Linked DNA regions of Homo sapiens: region 1 is linked to region 2. Evidence: read pairs that join two places in POLR2A ChIA-PET (ENCODE). Cell type or tissue: GM12878. All regions are shown on one strand. Links, peaks and the distances in the headings refer to the core of each region. The heading gives the core; the rest is flanking DNA.

Region 1 (10,664 bases), core at 6,563-10,562, 150 kb before region 2:
GCCAGGCTGGTATGGAACTTCTGACCTCAGGTGATCCGCCCACCTTGTCCTCCCAAAGTGCTGAGATTACAGGCATGAGCCACTGTGCCCAGCTGGGATGCCTCATTTCTATTGTGCACTTAGTGAGCCCAACATTTCATCATGAATGGAAAAAGACCAACTTCTTAAATCCTGCTTTATTGTTAAACTAAGTACCTGTTTTGCTTGTTTTACGACATGATGATATGCCATACTGACGGTTTGGTGTGTTTCAAATGTGTGGGCAGCATAATGGGGTCCTGGTATTGGGAGTGACAGGGTTGGGGGTCACAGGGTCTTGCCTAGCTGTGTGCACGAAGCAGGGCCACCTGAAACAGCTGCTCTGAGGGCAGCAGATGGGCACAGTGGGTGCTGCTGGGCAGGAATTGGGCACAGACACTGACTAATGCCTGACAGTCTTCAGGTTCCTGGGGTTAGGGGTCAGCAGTCACAGAGCCACTCCTATCCATCCCTACCACCACCCATCCACACTCCTGACATCCACACCACTGACCTAGGTTTCATAGAGCAGGACAATGTCATACTACAGGGCATGAGGCACCAATGGGCACCAGGAGAGAAGGGCAACCCTCACTGACCACATGGGCAAAGTCAAGCCAGTCCAAAATACAGGACCAGCTGCCCATGCAGGGGAAAGGGCTTTTCTGGGGCCTGCATGTGAGACACAGACTTCCCATTCCAGGACCTACGACCCTCAGGGCTTAGACTCCCATTCCCTCAAGAACCCAAGGATCTGTATTCCCAGGCCCTTATCCCTCTTAAGATCCTAGTGACCTGTGACTTCATCTTGTTCCCCAGACTCCTCACTTTGGGCAGCTGGTGCCTGTAATGGTCTTGCCAGACAGGGTGGAGGGCACATCAAGGGTCATGCTATCATCCAGGTGTGGTGGCTCATGCCTGTAATCCCAGCACTTTGGAAAGCCAAGGCGGGCAGATCACCTGAGGTCAGGAGTTCGAGACCAGCCTGGCCAACAAGGTGAAACCCCGTATCTACTAAAAATACAAAAACTAGTCACGTGTGGTGGCAGGCACCTGTAATCCCAGTGATTTGGGAGGCTGAGGCAGGAAAATAGCTTGAACCCAGGAGGCACAGGTTGCAATGAGCCAAGATCATGCCATTGCACTCCAGCCTGGACGACAAGAGTGAAATTCCATCTCAAAACAAACAAACAAACAAACAAAACAAAACAAAAAACAGCGTGATGCTATCTCTGAAGTCGGGGCTGAAGCCAGTCAGAGGCAGTCCCTGGGGCTTCTGTACAGTGGAAAGGAGCAGGCCAGGGGGCTCCCTCGAAGGAAGTGGGAGTCCTAGTCCTTTCCCATACTGTCCTGGGAATAATATGGCCTCTGTCCAAGACACTGAACTTTTGACCATGCTGACACCCATACCTGGATTTCCAAGTCTTTCCAACCCTGCTCAGACTCTTCCTCCAAATAGTTATCTGGACGTTCACTTCTTCCAGTGAGCCCCAGTGTCTGAGCTTTGATTTCTTTCTGCTTCTGACCCTCCTGATACTTATACTTGCTGGAGAACCTGGCCAAGTTTGGCTTCAGCTGTGGCCAAGGGCAGCACAGAAATACCCAGATTAGACCAGGCGCCATGTGGCACGCCTATAATCCCAGCACTTTGAGAGGCCAAGGTGGGCGGATCACCTGAGGTCAGGAGTTCGAGACCAGCCTAGCCAATATGGTGAAACTTCGTCTCTACTAAAAATACAAAAATTCGCCAGGTGTGGTGGTGCATGCTTGTAATCTCAGCTACTCGGGAGACTGAGGCAGGAGAATCGCTTGAACCCGGGAGGCGGAGGTTGCAGTGAGCTGAGTTTGTGTCATTGCATGCCACCCTGCCTGGGCGACACAGCAAGACGCTGTCTCAAATTAAAAAAAAAGAAAAAAAAAGAAAAAGAAATACCCAGATTAGTGCTCATGGCAGTGGCAGCCACAGAGGTGGGGGTGGGATATGCAGAGACTCACCACTGCAGAATACCTGAGGGAGCACAGAGGTGAGGAGGGGTCAGGGTGAAGTCTTGATTCTTGCCATTTGACCATGAATTCCAGGCCCCGCCCTGTACCTGTTACTGTAGCATCTGCAAAGTTAAAGTCACAGGGCCAGCAGCCTGGGTGGGGGCGGGGTCACTGCCCAGACCCTAGAACTCAGGCTGTAGGAGACTGTAGTTGGGTTGGGGAAGGCAAGAAGATCTGGACAGGAAGAGGAGGGGAGGGGCCTGATAAGTCTTATATTGGGTCTGCCTATGGTGGGAAAAGGGGTGAGAAAGGGCCTGAATGTTCCTCTGACTGCATCTGAAAGTGAGAGAGAAGATCATGGTGCACTCCTGAGTAACTTCACAGAGAGACATAAGAAGGAGATGAGGACACAACCAGGGTTAAATAAAAGTTAAGCCAAGAGGCCGGGCACAGTGGCGCACGCCTGTAATCCTAGCGTTTTGGGAGGTTAAGGTGGGTGGATCACGAGGTCAGGAGTTCGAGACCAGCCTGGCCAAGATGGTGAAACCCCGTCTCTACTTAAAAAAAAAAAAAAATTAGCCGGGCGTGGTTGCGGTTGCCTGTAATCCCAGCTACTCGAGAGGCTGAGGCAGGAGAATCACTTGAACCCAGGAGGCAGAGGTTGCAGTGAGCTGAGATTGCGCCACTGCACTCCAGCCTGGGTGACAGAGTGAGACTCCATCTCAAAAAAAAAAAAAAAGTTAAGCAAAGAGTTTGTAACATTCGAGGCAAAGAGAGGATGGAGTTATTCCTTGGACTAAGTCTTCCTCTAAACAAGTTTGCTGGAAAAAAAACAAAACAAAACAAAACAAAACAAAAAAACACCTTTGGCCGGGTGTGGTGGCTCACACGAGTAATCCCAGCACTTTGGGAGACCAAGGCGGGCAGATCATTTGAGGTCAGGAGTTGGAGACCAGCGTGGCTGACATGGTAAAACTTCGCCTCTACTAAAAATACAAAAATTAGCCAGGTGTGGTGGTGTGTGCCTGTAATTCCAGCTACACAGGAGGCTAAGGCATGAGAATCGCTTGAACTCGGGAGGTGGAGGTTGCAGCGAGCCGAGGTTGCACCACTGCACTCCAGCCTGGGTGACAGAGCAAGACAAGACTCTGTCTCAAAAACAAAAACAAAGACAAAAGCCTTTAAATCCAGTGTATAATACAAGTTTAATCAATTTCCCTTTTGTTTCCGAAACTCCCACCTGAGGGCATATACAGGTTCAGCTAGCCAAAGTGATGCTGACCCTGGTGACCAAGTCAGTGAGCGGCACCCACCCAAGTACAAGGCTCAGTCCACAGTCATGATAACTATAGCCTTATACTCATTATAAGGCTATAGCTCCAAGAAGCTCAGTGCCAAAGGTCAAGGTTAAATCAGAAGGTGGGCCAAGCCTCACCAGACAATGGCTACCGTCCTGCCCAGAGACAAAGCATTTGCAGTGACAGGTACCACTGGAGGGATAACAGACATGAGTACCAGGGACCTGAACCCTGGGGTCACACCTGCAGGCGAAGGCTTAGGGCTCTTAGCTTGCTAATGGAACTGCAGTGAGGTGGGTAGGTGCGTGTGTTATCAGGGCAGTAACTGGGGGCAGAGCCAGGAGGACATGGAGGCGGGGGCCCACCCTGAGTGTCACTCACACTGGCAGCTCTGAGGTTGGGTGGAGCTCAGGCCATAGTGACCAGGCCAGTAGGAGTCACAGTGCTGACCCCATACACACACTTTGCAGCAACACTGCCCAGAGAGGAGGCCATGGATCTCATTAATGTGAGCATCACACAAATCCCCTTCCAGACACCCACAGGGTCACAGTCACAGGCTAGATCAGAGGTCAGAGGTTAAGGATGGAATTAGGTCAGAGGTCACCATGGAGCTGAAGGATAAGAGTCAGTGTTGGGATTAGGGGTTGAAGGACTCATGTCTGCAGGACCGAGGGGAACAGGGATCCTCTCAGGGATGACAGTAGAAGAAGGGCCAGCAGAACTCACAGTGGCGCCCAGCTGTGTTGTGCTGACACACATCACACACACCTCCACTCACATAACCAGACACACAGCTGTGTCAAAGTGACAACTGTAGACATGCCCATGGCACTCACATTCTGAGGCAGAACCAGAAAGGTAGATATGGGGTGGGCGGACCTGTGGCAGGTATGGCCAGGCAGAGTAGAGCATGGCATTCATCCCAGCAGGCATGGGGGTGCCCAGGCTCTGCTGCATGTCATGGATGATCCTGGTGCAGGTCTTGGCAGCACTCACAGTGTGCACCGACTGGTGGGGACAGATGCAAAGCCCATGTACCTGATAGGGAGGAGGGCAAGGCAGGCCTGCTCTGGAGTCCCAGCTTGCCCACCCCACCAGCAACAGAATGCCCCTCCCATTGTCCTCACCACATTGGCTGGGGTTCCAGGTGCAGACCTGCACTTAGAGGTGTGCCCAAGGCACAGGCAACTGCCTTTGGCTACAAGCTCATAGAAGGCATAGTAGTAGAAGGGGTGTCCCTTGAGGCCTCCCAGGGGCCTGTCACCCAGGGTGTGCAGTTTGGAGAAGTTTACACAGAGGTTAGTCACATGCAGGAGCTCTGGAGACACAGATGGTCAGACCTTGGGTGCCTTGGTCCTCACTTTCTATGACGAGGGAGGAGGGAAAGGAATGGGGGAGTCTTTCCCCTCTCCACATCCTTGTATCCACTCCTCCTGCCCTCATGCTATGGGGTTCTGTCATCCCTGCTTCCCTGGGAATGCTGTCTTAAGATGACCACAGCCTTCCCCATGGTGATAATTCCACTTCTGTAGTGAGGATCCCCTTTCTCCAATCCTGATTTTACTCCTGAACTGAGACCTGCACATCCCACTACTTCCTGGACACCCCACCATGGTATCATCAGGTATCTGAAACCTGCTTCCCTAATGCAGTAAAGGATTCTGCTTGTCATCCCATAGTCCAAACTAAAAATCTACTATCATTCAGCTAAACCACATAGGTACTACAATCGTGCACCCATCAGATTACAATGGAGAGGAAAAATTCATATTGTCTAGTGACATGGTGGCTGTCATAATGTTGTATGTAGCACAATACGTTACTCACGTTTGTGATGATACTGTGTAAACAAACCTACTGCATTGCTAGTCATATAAAAGTACAGCACATACAATTATGTACAGTAGGCTGGGCACAGTGGCTCACAGCTGTAATCCTAGCACTTTGGGAGACCAAGGCAGGTGGATCACCTGAGGTCAGGAGTTCGAGACTAGCCTAGCCAACATGGCGAAACCCCGTCTCTACTAAACAAATACAAAAAATCAGCCAGGCATGGTGGCGGGTGCCTGTAATCCCAGCTACTCTGGAGGCTGAGGCAGGGGAATCACTTGAACCTGGGGGACGGAGGTTGCAGTGAGCCAAGATCATGCCACTACACTCCAACCTGGGCAACAGAGTGAGACCCTGTCTCAAAAAAAAAAAAATTATGTTCAGTGTATAATACTTCATGATAATAAATGACTACTACTTGTTTATGCATTTACTATGCCATACTTTTTATCATTATTTTAGAGTGTGTGTCTTCTAGTTTTTTTTTTTTAATCTTTTTAAAAACATTTTTCAGATGGAGTGTAGCTCCATCGCCCAGGCTGGAGTGCAGAGGGGCGATCTCAGCTCACTGCAACCTCCACCTCCCAGGTTCAAGTGATTCTCGTGCTTCAATCTCCCGAGTAGCTGGGATTACAGGTGTGCACCACCACGCCTGGCTAATTTTTATATTTTTAGTAGAGACGGGATTTCGCCATGTTGGCCAGGTTGGTCTTGAACTCATGACCTCAGGTGATCCGCCCGCTCGGCCTCCTAAAGTGCTAGGATTACAGGTGTCAGCCACTGTGCCCGGCCAATGTTTATTTTTTTTTTAGAGAAAAGTTCTATGTTGCCCAGGCTGGACTGGAATTCCCAGACCCAAGCAATCCTCCCATCTCAGCCTCTTGAGTAGCTGAGACTACAAGCATGTACCACTATGCCCAGCTTTCCTTCTACTTTTTAAAAAAAGTAATTGTAAAACATGGTCGAGCACTGTAGCTCACGCCTATAATTCCAGAACTTTGGGAGCCAAGGTGGGCGCTAGCTTGAGTTCAGGAATTCAAGACCAGCCTGGACAACATGGTGAAACCCTGTCTCCACAAAAAAATACAAAAATTAGGCTGGGCACGGTGGCTTATGCCTGTAATCCCAGCATTTTGGGAGGCTAAGGCGGGTGGATCACGAGGTCAGGAGATCGAGACCATCCCGGCTAATATGGTGAAACCCCGTCTCTACTGAAAATACAAAAAATTAGCCAGGCATGGTAGCCAGTGCCTGTAGTCCCAGCTACTTGGGAGGTTGAGGCAGGAGAATGGCGTGAACCCGGGAGGCAGAGCTTGCAGTGAGCCGAGACAGCGCCACTGCACTCCAGCCTGGGCAACAGAGCGAGACTCCATCAAAAAAAAAAAAAAAAAGAAAGAAAAAAAAAAAAAGCCCAGGCACGGTGGCTCAAGCCTGTAATCCCAGCACTCTGGGAGGCTGAGGCGGGCAGATCGCCTGAGGTCAGGAGTTCGAGACCAGCCTGGCCAACACAGTGAAACCCCGTCTCTACTAAAAATACAAAAAATTAGCTGGGCGTGGTGGCGGGTGCCTGTAATCCCAGCTACTCAGGAGGCTGAGGCAGGAGAATTGCTTGAACCCGGGAGGCAGAGGTTGCAGTGAGCCAAGATTTCGCCATTGCACTCCACCCTGGGCAACAAGAGCAAAACTCCATCTCAAAAAAGAAAAAAAGAAAAAAACTTAGCCAGGCATGGTGGCACAGGCCTGTGGTCCCAGCTACTCGGGAGGCTGAGGTGGGAGGATCACTTGAGCCTGGGAGGCAGAGGCTGCAGTGGGCAGAGATGGTGCCACTGCACCCCAGCCTGGGCAACCTAGTGAGACCCTGTCTCAAAAAAAAATTAATTGTAAAACAGTCTCAGGCAGGTCCTTCAGGAGGTATCCAGAAGAAGGCATTGTTACCATAGATGACAGCTCCATGCATATTACTGCCCCTAAAGATCTTTTTCAGTGGGTCAAGATCTGGAGGTGGAAGACAGTGATATTGATGATCCTCACCCTATGTAGGCCTAGGCTAATGTGTATGTCTGTGTCTTAGTTTTTATTTTATTTTTTTTGAGACGGAGTCTTGCTCTGTCACCCAGGCTGGAGTGCAGTGGCACTATCTTGGCTCACTGCAAGCTCCGCCTCCTGGGTTCACGCCATTCTCCTGTCTCAGCCTCCCCAGCAGCTAGGACAACAGGTGCAGGCCACCATGCCTGGCTAATTTTTTTGTATTTTTAGTAGAGATGAAGTTTCACTGTGTTAGCCAGGATGGTCTCAATCTCCTGACCTCATGATCCGCCCACCTCCGCCTCCCAAAGTGCTGGGATTACAGGAGTGAGCCACCGCGCCTGGCAGTGTCTTAGTTTTTAACAAAAAAGTTTAAAATGTAAAAAAAAAATTTTTAACAGAGAAAAGCTTATCAAATACGGATAGAAAGGAAATATTTTTGTACAGCTCTACATGTGTTTTAAGCTAAGTGTTATAAAAGCTGTAAAAAGTTAAAAGTCTGTAAAGTAAAAAAAGTTCAGAAAGCTAAGGTTACTATTGAAGAAGGAAAAAATTTGTTTTTATACATTTAGTATAGCCCGTGTACAGTGTTTATAATCTACAGTAGTGTACAGTAATGTCCTAGGCCTTCACATTCACTCACCACTCCTCACTGACTCACTCCAAGTGCCATTCATGGTAAGTGCCCTATACAGGTGTACCATTTATCATCTTTTATACCATGTTTTTACTGTCCCTTTTCTATGTTTAGATACACAAATACCATTGTGTTAAAACTGCCTACAGTTTTCAGTACAGTCACATGCTGTACAGGTTTGTAGCCTAGGAGTAATAGGCTATACCAGATAGTCTAGAAGTGTGGTAGGCTATACAAGTACACTCTAGATGTTTCCACAACGATGAAACTGCGTAATGACACATTTCTCAGAATGTATCCCCATCATTAAACAATGCATGGTCACAGATGGGTTATTTATCAACTGTCTTTCTGACTTGATGTCCGTTCCAAGAAGGCAGATACCTTTTCTGCTGCTTCCCATCAAACACTGCCCAGAAGATGCCTGACAGAGTGTACAGCTCAATGGGTGCTTGTTATATGAATACATAGGTAAAGGAATGGGTCCATGGCTCCTCTCCCTGCTCCACATCTTAGGTCCATTACTAAGATACAGGAGGTCCGCTACCTCCTGTATCTTTCCTCTGCAGGCCTCTCCTCTTTTCTGATCTGAGGTGAAAAACAACAGCAGCTTGCAGACCTACCATGAGGGCTCAAGGTGAGCAGCTGGTAATAACTGCAGTTAAGGGGGGCAAGGAGTGCCCATTGGGTGTAGAGAAAAAACTAGTTTGGCGTTTGTCCTGCTCTGGTACCCTCCTGGCCTGATTCTGGGCTCTCCTACTAGGAGTCTTTAACAAAGACTTCTTTACAAGGAAGGTGTTACATCCAGAGATGCCCTGGTGCCACCTAGAGGCAGCTGCAGGGACAAAGGGCAAAGGTCAGGGTCATGAATGGAGTTGGAGGAGCAATGACAGGTAGACTATGACAGGGGCAGTGATGGGGGCCCACAAAGGGAAGAGTTATGAGGGGCAGTGATAGTAGAGACGGGGGACAGGTATGAGGAAATGAGGAACTATGATGGGGCCTCACAAAGGGATTCAATAATGGGGCAGAGTCATTATTGAAATTGTTCCCCATGCCAGTCCCTATACACTGGGTACAAGTATGGGGAACAGTGATGGGGTATAAATGGGAGGCCACAAAAAGGACCATGATGGGGCAGGGCTGGGGAACGGCCCTGGAAGACTGAGCTTGCCTACTTGCCCTGTCCCACCGGTGCCCACTCGGGGCAGGGCCTGTTTCCCCCAGTATCTACAAGCTCTGTCCTGACACACAAATGGTACAGGATTGCCTCTGGGGATGATTACCCTGAATCTCAGGGTTGTTTGGATCCTCTACTGGAATGGCTGGGTCCAGAACTTTGAAAATCACCTGGGAGAAAGAAGCAGGTTTGAGCATCCTATTTCACCTCAGGGCCCAACCCCCCTTTCCCTGGGCCTGACCTTGCCCTCAGTGGAAGGCTTGATGTCTGAGTAATGCTGGTCACAGACGAGGTCACTGACTCTGTGGCTAGGGGTAGGAGGGATCCCAAGAAAGAGGCTTGGGCAGTTGTGAACAAAGTATCTGTACATGTGCCAGGAGCGGCATGGTCCACTGAGTGCTCAAGGAGCACAGCTGCTAGGTGGAATGTCTGGGGAGTCACTAGGGACAAGCATCACTGGTGGCCATCAAATAGGGAAGCACAGGGTCAGCACTTGCTAAGCAAGCCTTCAGGCTGGGGCACTGGGAAAGTCTTGAGGTGGGTGAAGTAGAAGGCACCCTCTAGGTCCAGCTGGATAGTGATGTTTTTTCTTTTTTTTTTGAGATGGAGTCTTGCTCTGTTGCCCAGGCTGGAGTGCAGTGGCACGATCTCGGTTCACTGCAACCTCCACCTCCCAGGTTCAAGCGATTCTCCTGCCTCAGCCTCCCAAGTAGCTAGGACTACAGGTATGTGCCAGCACGCCTGGCTAATTTTTTATATTTTTCTTTTTTGAGACAGAGTCTCGCTCTGTCGCCCAGGGTGGAGTGCAGTGGCGCAATCTTGGCTCACTGCAAGCTCCGCAGCCCGGGTTCACGCCATCCTCCTGCCTCAGCCTCCTGAGTAGCTGGGACTGCAGGCGCACGCCGCCATGCCTGGCTAATTTTTTGTATTTTTAGTAGAGACAGAGTTTCACTGTGTTAGCCAGGATGGTCTCGACCTCCTGACCTTGTGATCCACCCACCTCGGCCTCCCAAAGTGCTGAGATTACAGGTGTGAGCCACCACACCCGGACAATTTTTTGTATTTTTAGTAGAGACAGGGTTTCACCATATTAGCCAGGTTGGTCTCGATCTCCTGACCTCGTGATCCACCCGCCTCGGCCTCCCAAAGTGCTGGGATTACAGGCATGAGCGACTGTGCCCGGCCTTGATGGTAACTTTTTTTTTTTTTGAGATGGAGTCTTGCTCTGTCGCCCAGGCTGGAGTGCAGTGGTGTCATCTCAGCTCACTGCAAGCTCTGCCTCCCTGGTTCACGCCATTCTCCTGCCTCAGCCTCCTGAGTAGCTGGGACTACAGGCGACCGCCACCACGCCCAGCTAATTTTTTGTATTTTTAGTAGAGACAGGGTTTCACCGTGTTAGCCAGGGTGGTCTCGATCTCCTGACCTTGTGATCCGCCCGCCTCAGCCTCCCAAAGTGCTGGGATTACAGGCATGAGCCATTGCGCCCGGCTGATGGTGACATTTTCAACACCTGCAGCCATAGGGCTAGTGAGTGACTAGGCCCTGACCCCGTACCTCCACACGTAGGCACACTGCACCCTCACCACTCTCTGCCTACCAGGTCTTGTTGCCACCACGGCCACTCTGGGAGATCACGTTCTTAATGTCATGGCCTCCCTGGTCGCAAGAGTCACAGGGGCAATTCTTT
Region 2 (12,004 bases), core at 5,323-9,322:
TGGCCGAGCACAGTGGCTCACGCCTGTAATCCCAGCACTTTGGGAGGCCAAGGCGGGTGGATCACGAGGTCAGGAGATTGAGACCATCCTGGCTAACACGGTGAAGCCCTGGCTCTACTAAAAATACCAAAAATGAGCCAGGCGTGGTGGCGGGTGCCTGTAGTCCCAGCTACTCGGGAGGCTGAGGCAGAAAAATGGCATGAACCCGGGAGGCAGAGCTTGCAGTGAGCCGAGATTGCGCCACTGCACTCCTGCCTGGGAGACAGAGCGAGACTCCGTCTAAAAAAATAAAATAAAATAAAATAAAAATACCAGATGCTACTATTGCTTTCATAAAACAATTGTCAATTCAAATTCATCTATAAAAGAATTTGTTTTTCCAATGGTTGGCCCATAGGCCCTCTGAAAATTCCTTTGTTGGTGGTCTGCTAAGCTCCCCACAGGGTAATCCTCCAGTTCCTTTCAGCTCAGGTGTGTGAAAACACTACTTTCTGGAATTTACAGAGACCATGTTAAGGGCTTGGGGTTATATGTGAAAGTGGACTTTCCCATGTTCTAGCCCTTGGCACAGTGTCAGCTCTTGGCTGTGTCTGTGCAAGTGAGAACAGAAATAGATCTTGGGTGTGGCTAGGAACTATTCCTTTTAGAGAGATCTAGAAGTCATAGGCCCAAAAATGTAAAGGGAAGGAACTATCTCCTTTACATACTGAATTCCTCAGCCAAAAACAAAAACCAAAACAAAATCCTAAAACCCTTTCTCAGCAGAGGCAAGTTCCTGAGTGAGAGGTAAAGAGGGAGGGACAGTACGGCTGTGCTCCATACTTCCTGGGCAAGTGGCTGCCTGGGAGCAGCAGGCAAGTTCATGTATGGGAGCAGCCGGCAAGTTATTACACCACTGTGCCTGGAAGAGGGACACACACACAATTACACAGAGCAGCCATGAAGCAGCATGTGGGAAGGCAGAGGAGGCCTTTGTATTGTCCTCACAGAGATGAAGAAACTCAGTCTCAGAGCTTACAGAATGTTTGAGCTGAAAACAGCTGTTTAAATCAGCCCTGTCATTTCTGCATTGGGGATGGTAGTATCATGGTACTCGCTGAGAAGCTACAGCCTGTGGCAGAGAAAGGACAAGATCCTTCCGTACCACACCCCTACTACCATCTTCCCATCACACAGCTGGGATTCCTCTTAAGAAAGGCATCTCTGATGGTAGGACCATCTGTAGGAGCAGTGATTTGGCCTTCTTCATAGGCAAAACTGTTGAAAAAAGGCTGTGGCTGTGCTGAGGAGAGTTATCAGAATGTTTAGCTCTGCAGGGCAGGAGGGGTTGAGCACTGATGGCTGCCCACGATGCCCTCAATACCCATCTCTTGCACCCAGGGGTCAGGGCCAATCCACATGAGCAATGACTGCCCACATTTTTGTTCTGGAGATATGAATGCAGCAAAGTCTCTAGAATGTGTCCTCTGACCTGACCTGCAGCAGAAACTGCTGAGTACTCACACGAAAATGTCATCCCGAGGCATGATGTGGTTTAAACCTTCATCCATTTGGAAAATTTTGTGGAATCGGTGATTATACACATCTGCGACCACCATCTAAGAATGAACAGTAACAGAAAGACCACAGAATGGCTAAGAGTGCCCCTACTAACTGCTTAAAACCCAGAAACAAATGAAAAAAAAAATACTCATACTCAAATGTTGCCTCTAGAGAAACCACCACACAAACAGCCCCAGAGAGCTGAGGGCCAAGGCCCAAGGGGGAGCAGCATGGCTGCCATCAGAATTGAACATGCTGGTAGCATCTGCCCTCGACTGGCAGGAAGGGCGAGGAGTGTGGTGCTAACCAGAAACCAGCAGTTGTCCAGAGCCTCTGGAGTATTCCATAGTCTGCAGTCTCTATGCCACCCTCAGTGCACAGATCTGACAGCAGAGCCCTACTCCTGGTCCTTTGACCACGGCTAGTGTGAACCCAATGAAGGAAAGATAGTGTTTCCTGGAGCTGGAAGGGACAGTCTCAGTCACAATGTGCATAGTGAGTGAGGCATCCAGACACACACAAATAATCACATTTGTGCTGGCAATAACAACAACCCCAAAAAGTGGCTTCAAGGTTGAAAGTAAACTCCAAATGCTATGAAGTATCCCAAATAGACCGAGTGCCACTGATCACCCCGCCTTACATTTTCTGCAGCAATGCCAGACAGCCTGGAGAGAGCCTCGCACAGGTCGGACACAGCCCCCATCAGCGGCACAGTCACACGGTACTGCAAGACAGAGATGGTCAAGGTCACAGGGGTGCCCCACAAAGGGTGCGAAATGCATTAGGAGAAGCAGGCATCACTAGGGGCAGAGGAGCCCTTCTAGAAACAATGTATGGTGAGGTCAGGGTACAGATGAGTCAGAAGCAGAGCAAATAAGCAGGACCTCTATGTCAGCATCCTCCTCAATACACAGGCAGCAGCATGGGGGCTAGGCCATCTCTTTCTCTTCCAAACATTGCTTCATTTTATTCTTAATTCTTTAGAGTACTTTCTGAAGAACTGCTGAAATTATACAAATTCAAATTGCCATCTGGTCCTACCTTTTTATTTTATTTTTATTTTTTGTAGAGACAGGGTCTCAAACTCCTGGCCTCGAGCAATCCTCCCGCCTCAGCATCCCAAAGTGCTGGGATTACAGGTGTTGGCCACCAAGCCCGGCCTCAACTTTCTTTTTTTTCTTTTTTCTTTTTTTTCTGAGACACAGTCTTGCTCTGTCACACAAGCTGGAGCGCAGTGACGCGATCTTGGCTCACTGCAACCTCCACCTCCCGGGTTCAAGCGATTCTCCTGCCTCAGCCTCCTGAGTAGCTGGGATTACAGGCGCGCACCACCACGCCTGGATAATTTTTGTATTTTTAGTACAGACAGGGTTTCACCATGTTGGTCAGGGTGGTCTCGAACTCCTGACCTCGTGATCTGCCCGCCTCGGCCTCCTGAAGTGCTGGGATTACAGGGGTAAGCCACCGTGCCCAGCCTGCCTCAACTTTTTTTTTTTTTTGAGACGGAGTCTCGCTCTGTCGCCCAGGCTGGAGTGCAGTGGCGCAATCTTGGCTCGCTGCAAGCTCCGCCTCCCGGGTTCACGCCATTCTCCTGCCTCAGCTGCCCGAGTAGCTGGGACTACAGGCGCCCGCCACCATGCCTGGCTAATTTTTTGTATTTTTAGTAGAGACGGGGTTTCACCGTGTTAGCCAGGATGGTCTGGATCTCCTGACCTCGTGATCTGCCCGCCTCGGCCTCCCAAAGTGCTGGGATTACAGGCGTGAGCCACCGCGCCCGGCCCTCAACTTTCTTTAGAGACAAAGAAACCAAAACCAGAAGGCTAAGCAATACAATTACTCAGTGAGCCATCAGCAGGGTAAGACACTAAGACCTGCTGCTCACACCTCTCATCTGGCCTAATCTTCTGTACAGGCTGTCCTAGGTTATGTGAGGGTATATCTGAGTACGAAAAGAACCGTGCTTCTGGTTCCCCAACATTCAGATTCAAGAACCACTTAGTAGATCAGGTTACTTTAGTCGCGTGAATGAAGTGTGGCCAAAAAAGTGACAGAGGCCGGGTGCGGTGGCTCACGCCTGTAATCCCAACACTTTGGGAGGCCAAGATGGGCAGATTACTTGAGGTCAGGAGTTCTGGCCAACAAGGTAACATCCTGTCTCTACTATGTCTCTACTAAAAATACAAAAATTAGCTGAGCGTGGTGGTACACGCCTGTAATCCCGGCTACTGAGTGGCTGAGGTAGGAGAATCGCTTGAACCTGGGAGGAAGACGTTACAGTGAGCTGAGATCATGCCACTTCACTCCAGCATGGGCAACAGAGCGACTCTGTCTCAAAAAAAAAAAAAGTGACAGAGAAGCAAAGAAGCTGCAAAGACCTTCACAATAGGCCTTAAATGATATGGGATTAGACAAAGGTCTGATGGAGGCCAAGGGCCCATACCCAGGCAAGTACCAAGGGGACTCAGAGGCAGCCAATGCAGCAGATAGGAGCAGTCCCACTGGGATCTGGAGACCACTTGCAGTGAGGGGTGCCATAAGGGTGTGGATTCTGTCACCTGAGTAGGTCTGCAGTGAGGGTCAGCAGGAACCAGGAAAACCTCCATAACTCGATCTTTCTTCAAGGGCAGTGGCAGCGTTAGATAGCAAAATGGGTCAAAGGTCACAGAAACCTTAGCACATTCTGGGCAAACCAAAGTAGATTTGAAGAGGCCATGGAAAGTATCCACAATCACAGAATCATTCCTCAACCTGTGATTCTCCCAGGCTTCCTTTGCCACCACCTGCGTCAAAGGGATAAACAGGACATTCTCAACACCTCTCAGCCCCTTGCCCCTGCATCCAGAATGACTCACAGCAAACCTGGAGATGAATCAGGTGGCAATCTGTACAGCCAAGAGCTTGATCCAGGACAAACAAGGCCAGGACTACTCTTAGTGTATCATACTCATACCACATGCCAGCTCTACGCCCAATCCCCACCCCAACACACATATATATATTTCACATATATGTTTATATATATACATATTTCAAATATATATTATATTGATTGATTGAGACATGGTCTTGCTCTGTCGCTCAGGCTGGCGTGATCATGGTTCACTACAGCCTCAACCTCCCGGACTCAAAGCGATCTTCCTGCCTCAGACTCCCAAGTAGCTAGGACTATAGGCATGCATCACCATGCCTGGCTAATTTTTTTAGGTTTGGTAGGGATGGGGGTCTTACTATGTTGACCAGACAGTTCTAGAGCTCCTGGCCTCAAGTGATGCTCCCACCTCAGCCTCCAAAGTGCTGGAACCGCAGGGGAAAGCCACTGCGCCTCGCCCTAATCCTCACACTTAATAAGGTTGGCAACATAGGACCTATTGGAAACTAGGGGTCTGTGTGTCCTGATAAGAAACAGAAGCCCGGAGAACACTATCGGTACAGAGACATGGCCAGGGCAAGGAAAGCCCCCCTATATGTTTCCAGTGATCTAAAGTAAGGTTTTTGGCGGGGCACGGTGGCTGACGCCTGAAATCCCAGCACTTTGGGAGGCCGAAGCAGGCGGATCACCAGAGGTCAGGAGTTCAATATCAGCCTGGCCAACATGGTGAAACCCCCTCTCTACTAAAAATACAAAAATTTGCTGGGCATGGTGGCACGTGGCTGTAGTGCCAGCTACTTGAGAGGCTGAGACAGGAGAATCGCTTGAACCCGGGAGGTGGAGGTTGCAGTGAGCCAAGATCACGTCATTGCACTCCAGCCTGGGCAACAGAGTGAGACTCCATCTCAAAAAAAATAAATAAATAAATTTTAAAAATAAAGTTTTTATCTATACTACAGCTCAGCTAACTCATAGTTTTTCTAAGAAGATCTAAATTTTACTTTAAAGCATTCATATTGATTATCCCAATGTGATAGGGTAGCTGAAATACTAAAATCCTCTTGCACTGATCAGATAATCAAGGCAAAAGGTATAAATGTCCTAATGATACTAATAACAAATTAAGTAATCATGGATGGATTTTATTGTGAGCAATAACAATCTTAGGGGTCCTCACTATAGGTACTTTACAGTTTTCAGAGTGTTCTTAGTCCCTAGTTCACCAGTGAAATATCAAACAAGCTCACTCTAATTTGAAAAAGCCCAAGAGGAAGCCTTAGGAGTAACTAGGGTACAGTGCCTCACGCCTGTTGTAATCCCAGCACTTTGGGAGGCTGAGGTGAGAAGACTGCTTGAGCTCAGGAGCTGGAGACCAGCCTAGACAACACAGCAAGTTTCTGTCTCTATTTAAAAAAAAAAAAAAAAAAAGCAGTAACTACAGTTAGCCCCTTTCTGACCAGAGACCATATCCCTATAACTAGCTACAGTGAGAAGCAACCAGGGCCCTGGCAACAACACTCAAAGACCAGAAGAATATCCCTGCACTCTCAATAGGAGGCAGCTTCTTTGGCATATTATCATTCAGACATCATTAATGGCATACCGCATCTGGCCGCCCATTGGCATCCTTCAGCTCCAAGTAGGGCTTTTTCTTTACCCGGTTCAGATCTTCATGCAATCCATCTAGAAGAAAGGCCAGCAGCTCCTGAGAATCTTGTTGCTGGTAGCCAGAAAATTGAGGAGCAAAACGTCCTACTTGAGTCTACAACAAAAGCAACTGTATCAGAAGGCATAATACGTAAAGAACTAGTTAAATCAAAAAAGAATTGCCATCAAAAATAGCTCTGAGGAGTTAGCTGGGGCAGTGAGAGAGAACACTTGGTTGAGTAGTCCAATTAACTCCTGAAGAGCCTACAGGAGGCCAGTGGTTCCCACCAGAAAGAAGGCCTAGATCAGAGAGCCAGGAGGATGAACCTGGAACCTGGGCCACTGCCCTAAGTCCTAAGGAGGAAGGGTGGAGTACCCTGAGTAACCACACCCAAGTACTGACATGAATCCCTCTCCAACATGTCCTTCTTTGGTTCAGAGTCTTAAACTCCATAAGGACATTACAAACAATACTTTCATCAGCTGGAGGAATCCTCCTGTACATAACAGCCCTCAGGTCCCTAAATACTGTCTGTCCAGTAATACTCTCCACCAGTTATTCTGAGAGTATGGTCCCCAGTCGCAGCATTAGTATCACCTGGGAGCTTAGTAGAAAAGCACATTCTCAGGCCCCACACCAAACCTATTCAATCAGAAACTCTGGGGATGGGTCTAGCAGTCTGTGTTGTATTAAGCACTCCCAGAGATTGTGATGCATCCTATGGAGAACCAGCCAGGCACGGTGGCTCATGCCTATGATCCCAGAATTTTGGAAGGCTGAGGCAGGCAGATCACCTGAGGTTGGGAGTTCAAGACCAGCCTGGCCAACATGGTGAAACCCCGTCTCTACTAAAAATACAAAAATTAGCTGGGCATGGTGGTGCACACCTGTAATCCCAGCTACGCAGGAGGCTGAGGCAGGAGAATCACTTGAACCCAGGAGGCGGAGGCTGCAGTGAGCCGAAATTGTGCCAGTACGCTCCAGCCTGGGCGACATAGCAAGGCTGTCTCAAAAAAAAAAAAAAAAAAAAAAAAAAGGAGAACCACTGTTCTACACCTGTTCTCTAATACCATAGCCACTAGCCACATATGGCAATTGAAATTTACATTAATTACAATTAAAAACCATTAAAAATTCAGTTCCTCGGTCAAATGAACCACATCTCAAGTGCTCAGAGGTGCTTGAGCTGGTAGCTACCAAAACACAGTGCAGATATATAACACATCCATCACTGAGGAAGCTCCACACTTCCCTAATACCCCTAAACACTACCTTCCAGTTGTTTATTTACATTAGCTTCAGCACAGTGTGTTGCCACCCAATTCTTTTTTATTTTTTTTTCTGGGACAGGGTCTCACTCTGTTGCCAGGCTGGAGTGCAGTGGCGCAATCTCAGCTCACTGCAACCTCCGCCTCCCAGGTTCAAGCAATTCTCATGCCTTGGCCTCCCGAGTTGCTGGGATTACAGGCATATGCCACCACGCCTGGCTAATTTTTGTATTTTTAGTAGAGATGGGGTTTCACAATATTGGCCAGGCTGGTCTTGAACTCCTGACCTCAAGTGATCCACCCACCTTGGCCTCCCCATGGGCTGGGATTACAGGTGTGAGGCACCGCACCCAGCCGTTGCCACCCAATTCTAGTTTCTTTGTGACTTAGTATGTGAACAGTCATTTATATATTTCCCAGGGATTCATGTGACCAAGGGGATGAAAGATAATTAGTTTTCAATTTCAACAAACCACCTGAGATTTTAGTTTTCTCACTGAGCTAAGGTGCTATTTTTTTTCCTCTCTGAATCATAAATATGCATGTCTTTTCTTATCATATGCTTCATGAAGCTCCATGAATCCCAGTGGTACAGGCTAAATAGGATCTTTCAGATTTCAGCTTAAATCTGCTGAGCGGGAGGGAGCAAAGCACCTCCACCTCAGCAGGAAAAAGCAGTTGGGGCAATGGAAAGCCCAAGTTGCTCCGAGTGTATCCATGTCTTCTCCTTAAACCTTCCTGGCTGAGGGACCCCAGTGATAACTGCCCCTCACATCACCTTCCAAGAATGTGAGCCCAATTCCTGACTTAGGGGGTCCCAACTCAAACCACGAAGCCTGTAGAATCCAGGCTCAGAGAACCTGGAAACAGCCTTCAGATGATACTAGAAATTAAACTGAATTTTCATTTTTTTTAGAGACAGGGTCTCTGTCGCCAAGGCTGGGTACAGTGGCACAATCACAGCTCACTGCAGCCTTGACCTCCCAGGCTTAAGTAATTCTCCCACCTCAGCCTCCCTGGTAGCCGGGACTACAGGTACATCACCATGTCCAGCTAATTTTGTTGTTGTTGTTGTTGTTGTTGTTGAGACAGAGTCTCACTCTGTCGCTCAGGCTGGAGTGCAGTGGCGTGATCTCGGCTCACTGCACCCTCCACCTCCCAGGTTCAAGCAATTCTCCTGCCTCAGCATCCTGAGTAGCTGGAATTACAGGTGCGCACCACCACGCCTGGCTAATTTTTGTATTTTTGGTAGAGACGGGGTTTCACTATGTTGGTCAGGCTGATCTCGAACTCCTGACCTCGTGATCTGCCCGCCTCAGCCTCCCAAAGTGCTGGGATTACAGGAATGAGCCACCACGCCTGGACTTTTTTGTTGTTGTTGTTGTTTTTTCTTTGAGACAGAGTCTCGTTCTGTCACCCAGGCTGGAGTGCAGAGGCGCAATCTCGGCTCACTGCAAGCTCTGCCTCCCGGGTTCACGCCATTCTCCTTCCCCAGCCTCCCGAGTAGCTGGGACTACAGGCGCCTGCCATCACACCTAGCTAATTTTTTTTTTATGTATTTTTAGTAGAGACGGGGTTTCACCATGTTAGCCAGGATGGTCTCAATCTCCTGACCTTGTGATCCGCCCGCCTCAGCCTCCCAAAGTGCTGGGATTACAGGCGTGAGCCACAGCGCCTGGCCCAGATCCCATCTTAATCCCAAAATGCAACGAAAGGAATGCCTCATAACAACACTAAACCACTCTCCCCAAAGTGGGAAAAAGGAAGTACGGGAGAGTATCCCTTATCCAAAAATCTGAAATCCAAATGCTTAAAGATCCATAACCTAACACTGACATGATATTCAAAGGAAATGCTCACTGAAACATTTTAGATTTTGGAATGGGGATGCTGAACTAGTAAGCATAATGTAAATACCATAAAAAAAAATCCTAAAAAACCTGAAGTCCCGAAACATTTCTGGTCCCAGGCATCTATATACAGGGATACCCAACCCATATATATATATGTCTACCTACTTTGAACATGCGAGGTGCCACATGGGCGTCCCTTCCAGACCACATCTGCTTAATGAGTTCAGCATAGGCTTCTGCAATTTCCCCTTTCATCCCCAGAGGGTTGTCTCTGTTGATTTCGGCTTCATACTCATCTTTGAGAAAGTAGTCAGTCAGTGGTGCAGTGTTGCTCAAACACTGAAACAGAACATGATGAGGGCTTTACACACCTTCTAGACAGTACCAGAGATACAAGATAAATCAAGTTCTAAAGGGTCACTGAGGGACAACGCCAACAAAATGAGGCACTCAGGAGATTCTCTGAAGGCTCACGACAGTAAAGCACAGCCTCAAGGAGGCCAAGCTGCAAGGTGGACCCCTTGCAGCTAATCTCGGAGGGACGTGGTCTTAGAGGACCGCATATGCATTGGCTAAGACTTTGTCTCTGAAAAAAACTACCTTAGGAAAAAAGCTGAATAATTGCATAATTCTTATTTAATGAAAAAAGTGTTTTTTTTTGTTTTTTTTTTTTTTGAGACAGTTTCGATCTTGTCCAGGCTGGAGTGCAATGGTGCGATCTTGGCTCACTGCATCCTCTGTCTCCTGAGTTCAAGCGATTCTCCTGCCTCGGCCTCCTGAGTAGCTGACATCACAGGCACCGGCCACCACACCCAGCTAATTTTTGTATTTTCAGTAGAGATGGGGTTTCACCATGTTGGCCAGGCTGGTCTCAAACTCCTGACCTCAGATGATCCGCTCACCTTGGCCTCCCAAAGTGCTGGGGTTACAAGCGTGAGCCACCGCGCCCAGCCTTTTTCATTAGTTTCTGTTCTTAACGCTATTAGTTCTCTCCTACTTCCTTTGGGTTCTTTTTCCTAGCATCATGAGATAGAAGCTTAAATCATGAAATTTTAACCCTTTTTGCCCTAATATTTACATTTAGAACTATAAAACTCATCATTATCCTCGCTCAATAATAGCTAAGGAAAATTGAGGGTACAAAGACTTGGAAAAACTTGCCCATGAGAAGCCAAATCACACCTCTTCTTCAGTACTAGGCTACTTCCACCTCACCACAAGAGGAAAATAATTTTTTTGTTTTGTTTTGTTTGAGACAGAGTTTTGCTCTTTTTGCCCAGGCTGGAGTGCAGTGGCGCAATCTCAGCTCACCGCAACCTCTACCTCCTGGGTTCAAGTGATTCTCCTGCCTCAGCCTCCCGAGTAGCTGGGATTACAGGCATGCGCCACCACGCCCAGCTAATTTTGTATTTTTAGTAGAGATGGGGTTTCTCCATGTTGGTCAGCCTGGTCTGGAACTCCCGACCTCAGGTGATCCGCCTGCCTCAGCCTCCCAAAGTGCTGGGAGCCACCGCGCCCAGCCGGAAAATAATTTCAAAACCCAAGGGTTATCTAATCTTTTAACAAATGTTTTATGTTTTTGCTCACACTACAAAAAAATTCAAAGTTAGACTGTAGGCCAGGTGTGGTAGTTCATACCTGTAATCCCAGCACTCTGGGAGGCTAAGGAGTGTGGATCACTTGAGGCCAGGAGTTCAAGACCTTCCTGGCCAACATGGTGAAACCCCATTCTACTAAAAATACAAAAAATTAGCTGGGCGTAGTGGCACATGCCTGTAATCCCAGCTACCCGGGAGGCAGAGGTTGCTGTGAGCCAAGATTGCACCACTGCACTCCAGACTGGGCAAGAGAGCAAGACTATGTCTCAAAAAAAAAAAAAAAGTGAGAATGTAAGTCTTTAAAAAATTTTTTTTTAATTTTTAGAGATAGGGTCTTGCTTATGTTAGCTAGGCTTGGTCTCAAACTCCTGGGCTCAAGTGATCCTCCCATTTGAACCTCCCAAATCACTGGGAAACAGGTGTGAGCCACTGTGCCCAGCCAGATTATCAATTTTATGAGGACAAAAACCATTGCTGGTTTGCTTACCACTGAGTCCCTATGTAAAGAATATTGGGCCAAGTGCAGTGGCTCAGATCTGTAATCCCAACACTTTGGGAAGCCAAGGTAGGAAGACTGCTTAAGGCCAGGAGTTTGAGACCAGCCTGGGCATCATAAGTGAGACCCCGTTTCCACAAAACAAAACAAAACAAAACAAAACAAACAAACAAACAAAAAACATACATACAAAACAAAAAGAAAAAACAATTAGCAAGGCCTGGTGGTACACACTTGTAGTCCCAGCTATTTGGGAAGCTGAGGTGGGAGGATCACTTGAGCCCAGGAGTTCAAGGTTACAGTGAGCTATGATCATGCCACTGCACACTAGCCTGGGCATCAGAGAGAGTTCCTGTCTCTAAGAAAAAAAAAAATGAATTTTGCTCTGCTCAAACAGAAGGTCTAGCTTTGCCCCTGGCTTCTGGGAGGTAATCTATTTGCCCCTGGAATGTTATGCCTGATAGGACTGTCTGTTTGCCTGGTGGGCCTTGGGTCATACTGGATAACCTAACAATACAATTTTGGAGGTGGAGAAGAGGCTGATCAGAACTGTACAGTCTAGTCCTAGGGTGAGAAGGGCTAGCCACTCCAGAAAAACCAAAAATGTGACTTACGGTGGGGGCTTTGGGTCACATGGTATCAGTTCACCTAGGTAATGAGTCAATCATATTTATACTTTATTATATATTTTTTTGAGACAGAGTCTCACACTGTCACCCAGGCTGGA

The links. ChIA-PET counts read pairs that join two places held together with the same protein. Peaks named below come from ENCODE experiments on the same cell type or tissue, not always from the same donor. Only the 100,000 strongest peaks of a DNase experiment are listed, where the experiment ranks them.
Region 1: POLR2A ChIA-PET joins it to region 2 with 8 read pairs; 5 of 35 experiments call an interaction of 5 or more read pairs at or near these places.

The regions. Positions count from the first base shown.
Region 1 is chr3:49,149,669-49,160,332 of GRCh38, forward strand. It overlaps the pseudogene LAMB2P1. Among named protein-coding and RNA genes, the nearest start is that of CCDC71, 11 kb to the right of the region's middle. In GM12878, for the core only: a CTCF peak has its summit at 8,630 (motif pointing left); a DNase peak (open chromatin) is centred at 8,613.
Region 2 is chr3:49,296,367-49,308,370 of GRCh38, forward strand. USP4 (ubiquitin specific peptidase 4) reads right to left here. Exons shown (of 22, transcript NM_003363.4): 9 at 9,349-9,522; 10 at 6,018-6,176; 11 at 4,101-4,325; 12 at 2,186-2,269; 13 at 1,504-1,598. Among named protein-coding and RNA genes, the nearest start is that of C3orf62, 25 kb to the left of the region's middle. RefSeq lists a silencer at 7,489-7,538. In GM12878, for the core only: no CTCF peak of the experiment used is centred there; a DNase peak (open chromatin) is centred at 7,745; H3K27ac peaks cover 1,863 bases.